Regions from separate parts of the Homo sapiens genome. Here all the other regions are linked to region 3. The links are chromatin contacts, found by Hi-C or POLR2A ChIA-PET in ENCODE. All regions are on one chromosome and are shown on one strand. The core of a region is the stretch at or near the end of the contact, and the rest is flanking DNA. Distances in the headings are between cores, read along the strand shown.

Region 1 (2,700 bases), core at 1-2,500, 200 kb before region 3:
ACACACACACACACACAACCATGGCATAGCGTTCACCCATCCCACAGTGAAGACCGAGCACCTGCCGACTTCCAGGCGCTGTGCTGGGCGCCACTTTGCAGTAAACAAGAGGGGCCCCCTTGTTCAGACAGGTGTCCAACACACACAACACATGTCACTGCATACTCACACACAGTGGGCTCATAGCCTGTCAGAGACACCAAACAGATCAAACAAGTCCCCACCCCCACCCCAGGCCAAACAGAGAGAGACATGTCAGGAGACCCTACACACATCACAGTCCCACACAAGCCCCCACACCGCTACAGTCAGGGACACACAGTCAGGCCTGCAACACACTTAAGAGTCACAGAAAAGAGTCACCGCACACAATGGGGGTCACAGAACTCATCACAGCGTCACACCCCCAATTACAAGGCACTCAGCGACAGCCACACACACACTAACAGTCTCTTATTCACACCAACAGTCACAGGGGAGAGACAAGGTGCCATCTACAACCACATGGCCACATCCATGGACCATGACACAGACTCACAATGCCACACAAGAAAGGTGCACAGCGCACGACCACAGCCACACACACATACACACCATCAGAATGAACACACAACAGGAGCCACACAATGACAGTCCTATGCACACAACCACACGAACACCAAGACAGTCACACACAGAGACAGCAGCCACACGGGGGGCCAATGGCAGTCACAGCATAGCCAGACACACACACACAAACCATCAGAGTGACACCCACAACGACAGCCGCACAATGACAGTGACACACACACACACACACCCGCGGACCTCCCGAAACCACACAATCCCAGTCATGCAGCCACACGATGACAGTTACACAACCACACACAGACACACAATGACAACCACACAATCACAGTTACCCACAGCCGCCCTCACCACCGGTGCTGGCTCCTCGGCCCGGGGTCCCCTCCCCCAGCCCGGTCCCCTCCCCCAGCTCGCCGCCTCCCCTCCCCCGCCCCTCCCCGCGCTGGACCCAGAGGGACCCAACCCTCAGGAACCGGAGACCGACACCGGGGGTGGGAAGCCCACGGGAGGGGATGAGGGGCGCCCCCACCCCCTCCTCTCACCGCGTCGAGGCCGCCGCCGCCTGAGCCCCCGCTCCGCCTAGACTGCCCCGGCGCGGCGGGATGGACAGACGGACTGCCAGCCAGGCTGGCAGACGCGAAGACCGAGACGCGGTCGGCCGGGCCTGGCCGCGCCGCGCAGACTCCGAGGTGGAGGGAGGGGCGGGGCCTCCGGGCGTCTCATTTGCATAGCCCCGTGGGGCGGGGCCTCCGTGATCTTGGAGGCGGGGCGTGTTAGCATCGATTGTAGGAAGGAACCAAGAATGGAAGTAGAGAGGGAGGACCCTGGGGTGGGCGGGGCTCCGAGGGTAATAGGAGGGAGGGGCTTCAGAGTATGTCCCTGGGCCGCGCCTCTCCCTCTCTGGGCCTCAGTTTCCCCATTCGCCAGGGCCCCCCAGAAAGGAAGGCTCTGTGGCCAGTGTGGAAGTCTGTCTGGCTGCTCGTGTCTGGACAGAATGACTCCTTGCCTTGTCATATATTAAATCTGGCTTCAGATGTCCCCTGATTCCAAGCCCACACATCCCGAATGACCCCTGGGGTCTCTACACCCCTCCCCCCCAACAATGAGGGGTAAACTAGGAGGGCAGGGGGATTCCTAGGCACAGGAAGCAGCAAGACTAACAGTCGGGGCTAGAGGAGGGTCTGGGCTAGTTTATTTTCTCTCTGGAGGGGTCTTCAGGGAGAGCAGTCCCGGCTGCTCAAGCTGTGGAGAGAGAGGGTGGGTCAGGGCCTGGCCAGGTCCAGGGGACTCCGGGGCTGCAGGTCAGGGACCGCATGCCCAGATCAGGATCTGGGCCTGTTCTGAGGGTCTAGACTGTGGGAGTCAAGGGCAGGTCAGGAGGGAAATGGGTGGAGGGGGGGACTGGGGAGGATCTGCACCGGGTGGGAAGGAGCGGCCGCTCTTGCTGAAAGGTGGCTGGGAGAGGTCCTGGTCACAGTCGGAGTCAGAGTCCCAGGAGGGGAGTGGAGGGCTCAGGCACTGGTGCCCCTTGTGGCCTGCAGGAGGGACAGGTTCCCTGAATGTGACCCTCAAGTAACCCCCAAATATAGGCCCTGTGTCCCTTCATAGTATACCTCATTGATACTTAAACCATGACCCCCAATTCCCTTGAATGTGATCCAGTGTGACACCAAATTATGACTTCAATGACCCTTGCATTTTACCCAATTGACACTTTTTTTTTTAGAGATGGGGTCTCGCTCTGTTGCCCAGACTGGAGTGCAGTGGCACGATTATGGCTCACTGCAGCCTCAACCTCGCAGGCTCAAGCGATCCTCCTGTCTCAGCCTCCTGAGTAGCTGAGACTACAGGTGTGCTCAGCCACAGGTGCACCATCACCCAGCTAGTTTTTAAATTTTTTGGAGAGATGGGGTCTCACTGTGTTGCCCAGGCTGGTCTCAAACTCCTAGACTCAAGTAATCCTCCCACCTCAGCCTCCCAAAATATTAGGATTACAGGCATGAGCCACTGTGTGGAGTCCCCATGGACTCATATAAGATCCAAGTGACTCTGAATGTGACCATGAATGACTCCTGGATGAAACCTCCAGTGACTCCTTAATGTGACCCCAGAACACTACTTAATGTGACCATA
Region 2 (2,708 bases), core at 194-2,693, 210 kb after region 3:
TTTATTTATTTATTTGTTTATTTATTTATTTATTTATTGAGAGGGAGTCTTGCTCTGTTGCCCAGGCTGGAGTTCAGTGGCATGATCTCAGCTCATTGCAACCTCTGCCTCCCAGGTTCAAGTGATTCTCTCACCTCAGCCTCCCCAGTATCTGGGACTACAGGCACATGCCAGCACATCTGGCTAATTTTTGTATTTTTAGTAGAGACAGGGTTTTTACTAAATTTTTCATATTTTTAGTAGAGATGGGGTCTCCCTATGTTGCCCAGGTCAGTCTCAAACTCATAGCTCAAGGGATCCATCCACATTAGCCTCCCAAAGTGCTGGGATTACAGGCATGAGGCACTGTGCCCCACCGTGACAGTTTACTTCATTGTGGTCATCCTCTTGATATTTTGAAAGCATTCAAACTCTACAGTGGCTTTTATATAATTAAACAACAATTTTAAAGAGATGGAGGTGTCACTATGTTGACCAGGCTGGTCTTAAACTCCTGGTCTCAAACTCCTCGTCTCAAGCAATCCTCCCATCTCAGCCTCCCAATGTGCTGGGATTACAGTGTGAGCCACCACGTCCAGCCTATAGTGGCTTTTGTAAAAACCCCTACAGAGTGAGGCCTATCATATTATTTCAAAAGCCTACACCCAATATCTAACTGTTCTCAGAAGAAATAGGGAGACTTTTCAGAGCATCACTACCTAAGCAAGGTCACAGATTGGAGCCCCAGCTGGGAGGAAACAGAGCTATCAACATTAGATGTGCCTCAACAAAGACCAGTGCAGTCCCTGCAGGGGATGATGAAAACTTTTCAAAGCCAGCTGTCCCACGAGTAAAGTTTAAACCAATCCACAGAGCACAGATCCTACACTGATAAGCAATAACACTACAGCAGAACTCAAGCAATGGAAAATCCTACAAGTTTTAGCATGAATAACATCCACAAGAGCTGGGTTATTAGAGCAGAGCACCTCTCCCTGGTTTTGATTCAAAGAACTTGCCAGAATTTAAATTAATTATTTTTTCATGTAATTATTTGCTGCAAGGCTGGGCACGGTGGCTCACGCCTGTAATCCCAGCACTTTGAGAGGCCGAGGCGGGCGGATCACAAGGTCAGGAGATTAAGACCATCCTGGCTAACACGGTGAAACCCCGTCTCTACTGAAAATACAAAAAAATTAGTCATGTTGGCCTGGCTGGTCTCGAACTCCTGACCTCAGGTGATCAGCCCGACTTGGCCTCCCAAAGTGCTGGGATTACAGGCGTGAGCCACTGTGCCCGGCCCCTGCATTTTATTTCAATGGAAGGATGTCTAACTTAATTTTCCCACAAATGGTTTCCAGATCATCTCTCATTCAGGGCAAACACCAGATCAGGCCTCTACAAGGAACGACAGATTAGTGCAGCTGGGAAATGGGTAACACCCACCTGATAGAGAAAGGGGGTTCTTGCTCCCTCTAGTGTTCACCACACACTACAGATGTCCTGCTGTTCCCCTGTAAGGCGACCAGTAATACCTACCATGTCAGCTTTGAAATAACCAAGATGTCACTAAGTAGATGGGTGAATAAACCAACTGGGGTCCATGCAGACAATGGAATATATTCCGTAAGATAATATATTACACTAGAAAAGAACTAGCTGCTCAGGAGGCTGAGGTTGGAGGATCACTTGGCCCAGGGGTTCGAGACAAAAGCCTGAGACCCCATCTCCATGAAAAAAAAAAAAAAATTAGCTGGGCCTGGTGGCACATGCCTGTAGTCCCAGCTACTCAGAAGGCTGAGGCAGGAGAATCGCTTGAACCCAGGAGGCGGAGGTTGCAGTGAGCCGAGATTGCGCCACTGCACTTCAGCCTGGTGACAGAGCTAGACTCCATCTCAAAGAAAAAAAAAAAAAAAATCTGCCGGGTGCGGTGGCTCACGCCTGTAATCTCAGCACTTTGGGAGGCCGAGACGGGCAGATCACGAGGTCAGGAGATGGAGACCGTCCTGGCTAACGCAGTGAAACCCCGTCTCTACTAAAAATACAAAAAAAAAATACAAAAAAAAAAAATTAGCTGGGCGTGTTTGCAGGCGCCTGTAGTCTCAGCTACTGGGGAGGCTGAAGCAGGAGAATGGCCTGAACCCGGGAGGCGGAGCTTGCAGTGAGCCGAGATCCTGCCACTGCCCTCCAGCTTGGGCGCCAGAGCGAGACTCCATCTCAAAAAAAAAAAAAAAAGCTCCATAGGTACCTACCCTGTGTTCACTTTATCTTATGGAAAGTGACCATTTACTGGGCGCCAGACGAATACATAATTGACTATCCCCCTACCTGCTCCTTTTCTGTAGGAATATGTGAATTACATATGGATACATTTGGGATACATTACATATATGGATTTTATTACACATGGACACATTACTCTCCCATTTGCCCTCCAGCCCACTTTTCCCCTTTAAATACTGAAGCCCTCAAAATAATTTTTGGAGAAAGACACAGATTATGAACTGTGTCCGTGATTCTATGTTTCGTTCTTTTTCTCTTTTTCTTTTCTTTCCTTCCTTTCCTTTCCTTTCCCTCCCTCCCTGCCCCACTCCTCCCTCTCTCCCTCCCTGCCTCCCTCTGTCTCTCTCTGTCTCTCTGTCTCTTTCTGTCCCTCTGTTGCCCAGGCTGGAGTGCAGTGGTGCACAGCGATTCTCCTGCCTCAGCCTCCTTAGTAGCTGGGATTACAG
Region 3 (2,700 bases), core at 155-2,654:
AAAGAAAAGAAAAGAAAAGAAAAAAAAATCATAGGAAAGCAATGAGATGTTCTTTAGGTGGTAGCACACATAAAAATGTTGCCACGCCAGGCGCGGTGGCTCACGCCTATAATCCCAGCACTTTGGGAGCCTGAGGCAGGCAGATCACGAGGTCAGGAGTTCAAGACCAACCTGGCCAACATAATGAAACCCCGTTTCTACTAAAAATACAAAAAATCAGCTGGGTGCGGTGGCGGGCACCTGTAATCCCAGCTACTCGGGAGGCTGATGCAGGAGAATGCCTTGAACCCAGGAAGCAGGCTGGAATGCCTTGCACTCCAGCCTGGGCAACAGAGTGAGACTCTGTCTTAAAAAAAAAGAGAGAGAAAGAAAAAAAGATGCCATCTTAACATCTTGTTTCTTGCAGAAATACCAGTGTCTAGCATGGAACCAGCACCTTAGAGTCAGCACTGATCTTTTCTTTGTTTTGTTTTGTTTTGAGACAGGCTAGTCTCAAACTCCAGGGCTCAAGCGATCCTCCTGTCTTAGCCTTCCAAAGAGCTCAGACTTACAGGCGTGAGCCACTGCACCCAGCTACATGCTAGGATTCTATGTATGTTTCATTAAACAACTATATAGCACCTACTGAATAGGAGACACTATCACGCCAGGCTGGGCTCGGTGGCTCACGCCTGTAATCCCAGCACTTTGGGAGGCGGAGGCAGGAGGATTGCTGGAGGCCAGGAGGTCGAAGTTGCAATGAGCTATGATTGTGGCACTGCACTTCAGCCTGGGTGACAGAGCAATACCTTGTCTCTAAAAAAAAAGTAATAAGAAGAATTCTCACGCCAACGCTGACACAGGCACTAGTATGACCCTCATTTTACTAAGGAGGAAAGTACCGCACAGAGAGGTGAAGTCTGTCCAGGGTAACACAGCTAGTAAGTGGCAACGCTGGGATTCGAACCCAGTAAATCTGGCTGCAGACGCCATTTTGCTATGCAGCCTCTCATAGAATCTACTTATTCTCTATGCTTATTGTGTATCCCACGCACACACTGTAGGATGTAAGTTCCAGGAGAAGCTGCTCGCTGCTTTGCCGTTAGAACCCCACCCTGCACAGAGCAAGCGCTCGACCTATGGAGAAATAAACAGCCGCTTTCTCTCCCGCGCAGGCGCATCGGGAAGGATAACGGAGCCTCCCCCTTCCTGCGCCGATTGGTCATCACCGATGACTGACGGAGGAGTGGTCGCAGGCGCACCAGGCCAGACCAAAGGCGGCTTAGCCCAGTCTAAGATCCTGTTCCCCATGCCTATTGGCCATTGCTTATGACTGACGTATCAAAAAATCCAATGGAAAGCAACCTCTTCTGGAAGAGGGCGGGCCCCGCGGACAGTCAAATTTGCGCGGGTTGGAGCCTGGCGTAGTCATGGCCGCCTTCCGCGACATAGAGGAGGTGAGCCAGGGGCTGCTCAGCCTGCTGGGCGCCAACCGCGCGGAGGCGCAGCAGCGACGGCTGCTGGGGCGCCACGAGCAGGTGGTGGAGCGGCTGCTGGAAACGCAAGACGGTGCCGAGAAGCAGCTGCGAGGTGAGGGTCGGAGCGTGGTCGCGGGCCCACGGGGGAAGGGGCCCGGGTGCTGGGAGGGGGCGACCAGGCCCACCTCAAAACCCCTTCTCTCCTGGACTCTCCCATCTCCTGCCCTATGCCCCCTGGGACGGCCCCCTCTGAGCCTTAGTTTCACCATCTGAGAAATCGGCTTTATGACAGCAACCATCCCCCACCCCCCAGGGGTTTAGTGGTAAATATAGGAGTCTGGAGGGGTTGGCCCCTTCTGAGCTCTCCGTGAGCAGGAGCTGGGGGTCTCAGGGTTTGAACTGGGGCTCAGGAGTCAAAGCTCCGGGTTTGAATCCTAGCACCCATCCCCATGTCCGCTGTGAGACTTGAGGTGAGTTTCTTAAATTCTCTGTGCCTCAGCTTCCTTCCTTGTCAAATGGTTGTGACAATAGCCCATCCCTTCTTCCTGAAGGCATTCAGATGTTTTATGGAGCATCTGCTGCTGCCAGGCCCTGGGCTCACCGCAACCTCCACCTCCCGGGTTCAAGCTATTCTCCTGCCTCAGCCTCCTGAGTAGCTGGGATTACAGGCGCTTGCCACCGCACTCGGCTAATTTTTGTATTTTTGGTAGAGACGGGGGGTCACCACGTTGGCCAGGCTGGTCTCAAACTCCTGACCTCAGGTAATCTGCCTGCCTCAGCCTCCCAAAGTACTGGGACTGCAGACGTGAGCCACTGTGTCCGGCCCATCTTCACTATCTGTAACTGCACAGTTCAGTGGCCTTAAGCACATTCACACTGCTGTGCAACCATCAGCACCATCATCCATCTCCAGAACTTTCTCATCTTTCCAAACTGAAGCTCTGTCCCCATGAAACACTCACTCCCCATCCCCTTCTCAGACCCTGGCACCCACCAGGGTTCTACTTTCTGTCTCAAATTTGACTCCTCTAGGAACCTTACGAGGAATTGTACAATATCTACCCTTCCTAGTGGAATCATACAATATCTACCCTTTTGTGTCTGGCTTATTTCATGGAGCATAATGTCCTCCAGGTTCATCCATGTCATAGCCTGTATCAGAATTTCCTTTCATTTTGTGTACTTACTGTGAGACAGAGCCTCGCTCCATTACCCTGGCTTGAATGCAGTGGTGTGATCTTGG

What was found. A loop is a pair of places that touch in the nucleus more often than their neighbours do. ChIA-PET counts read pairs that join two places held with the same protein, here RNA polymerase II (POLR2A). Pooled maps may share reads with other maps.
Region 1: a loop to region 3 is called in a pooled map, with 6 times the contacts of the local background. The contact joins the promoter of PLPPR2 here to the promoter of SPC24 in region 3. A Hi-C loop is called at or near these places in 1 of 168 maps with a recorded cell type or tissue (naive thymus-derived CD4-positive, alpha-beta T cell) and 12 of 50 pooled maps. POLR2A ChIA-PET finds 5 or more read pairs at or near these places in 3 of 52 experiments (IMR-90, activated CD4-positive, alpha-beta T cell and activated CD4-positive, alpha-beta memory T cell).
Region 2: a loop to region 3 is called in a pooled map, with 3 times the contacts of the local background. The contact joins the enhancer-like site here to the promoter of SPC24 in region 3. A Hi-C loop is called at or near these places in 5 of 50 pooled maps. POLR2A ChIA-PET finds 5 or more read pairs at or near these places in 10 of 52 experiments (CD4-positive, alpha-beta T cell, H1, HEK293 and 7 more).

What each region holds. Positions count from the first base shown.
Region 1 is chr19:11,353,982-11,356,681 of GRCh38, reverse strand. PLPPR2 (phospholipid phosphatase related 2) reads right to left here and starts at 1,250. Exons shown (of 10, transcript NM_001393892.1): 1 at 1,110-1,250. CCDC159 (coiled-coil domain containing 159) reads right to left here. Exons shown (of 11, transcript NM_001080503.3): 10 at 1,986-2,102; 11 at 1,738-1,809. The coding sequence ends at 1,805. RefSeq lists an enhancer at 1-338 and a silencer at 981-1,430.
Region 2 is chr19:10,940,951-10,943,658 of GRCh38, reverse strand. No RefSeq gene overlaps it. Among named protein-coding and RNA genes, the nearest start is that of TIMM29, 13 kb to the right of the region's middle. Within about 2 kb of position 1,443, at least 4 of the 41 ENCODE cell types and tissues checked have a DNase peak (open chromatin) inside an H3K27ac peak, as active enhancers do; they include OCI-LY7, where a contact is called at or near this core.
Region 3 is chr19:11,154,486-11,157,185 of GRCh38, reverse strand. It overlaps SPC24 (SPC24 component of NDC80 kinetochore complex), which reads left to right and starts at 1,404. Exons shown (of 5, transcript NM_182513.4): 1 at 1,404-1,569. The coding sequence starts at 1,410. RefSeq lists a silencer at 1,288-1,447.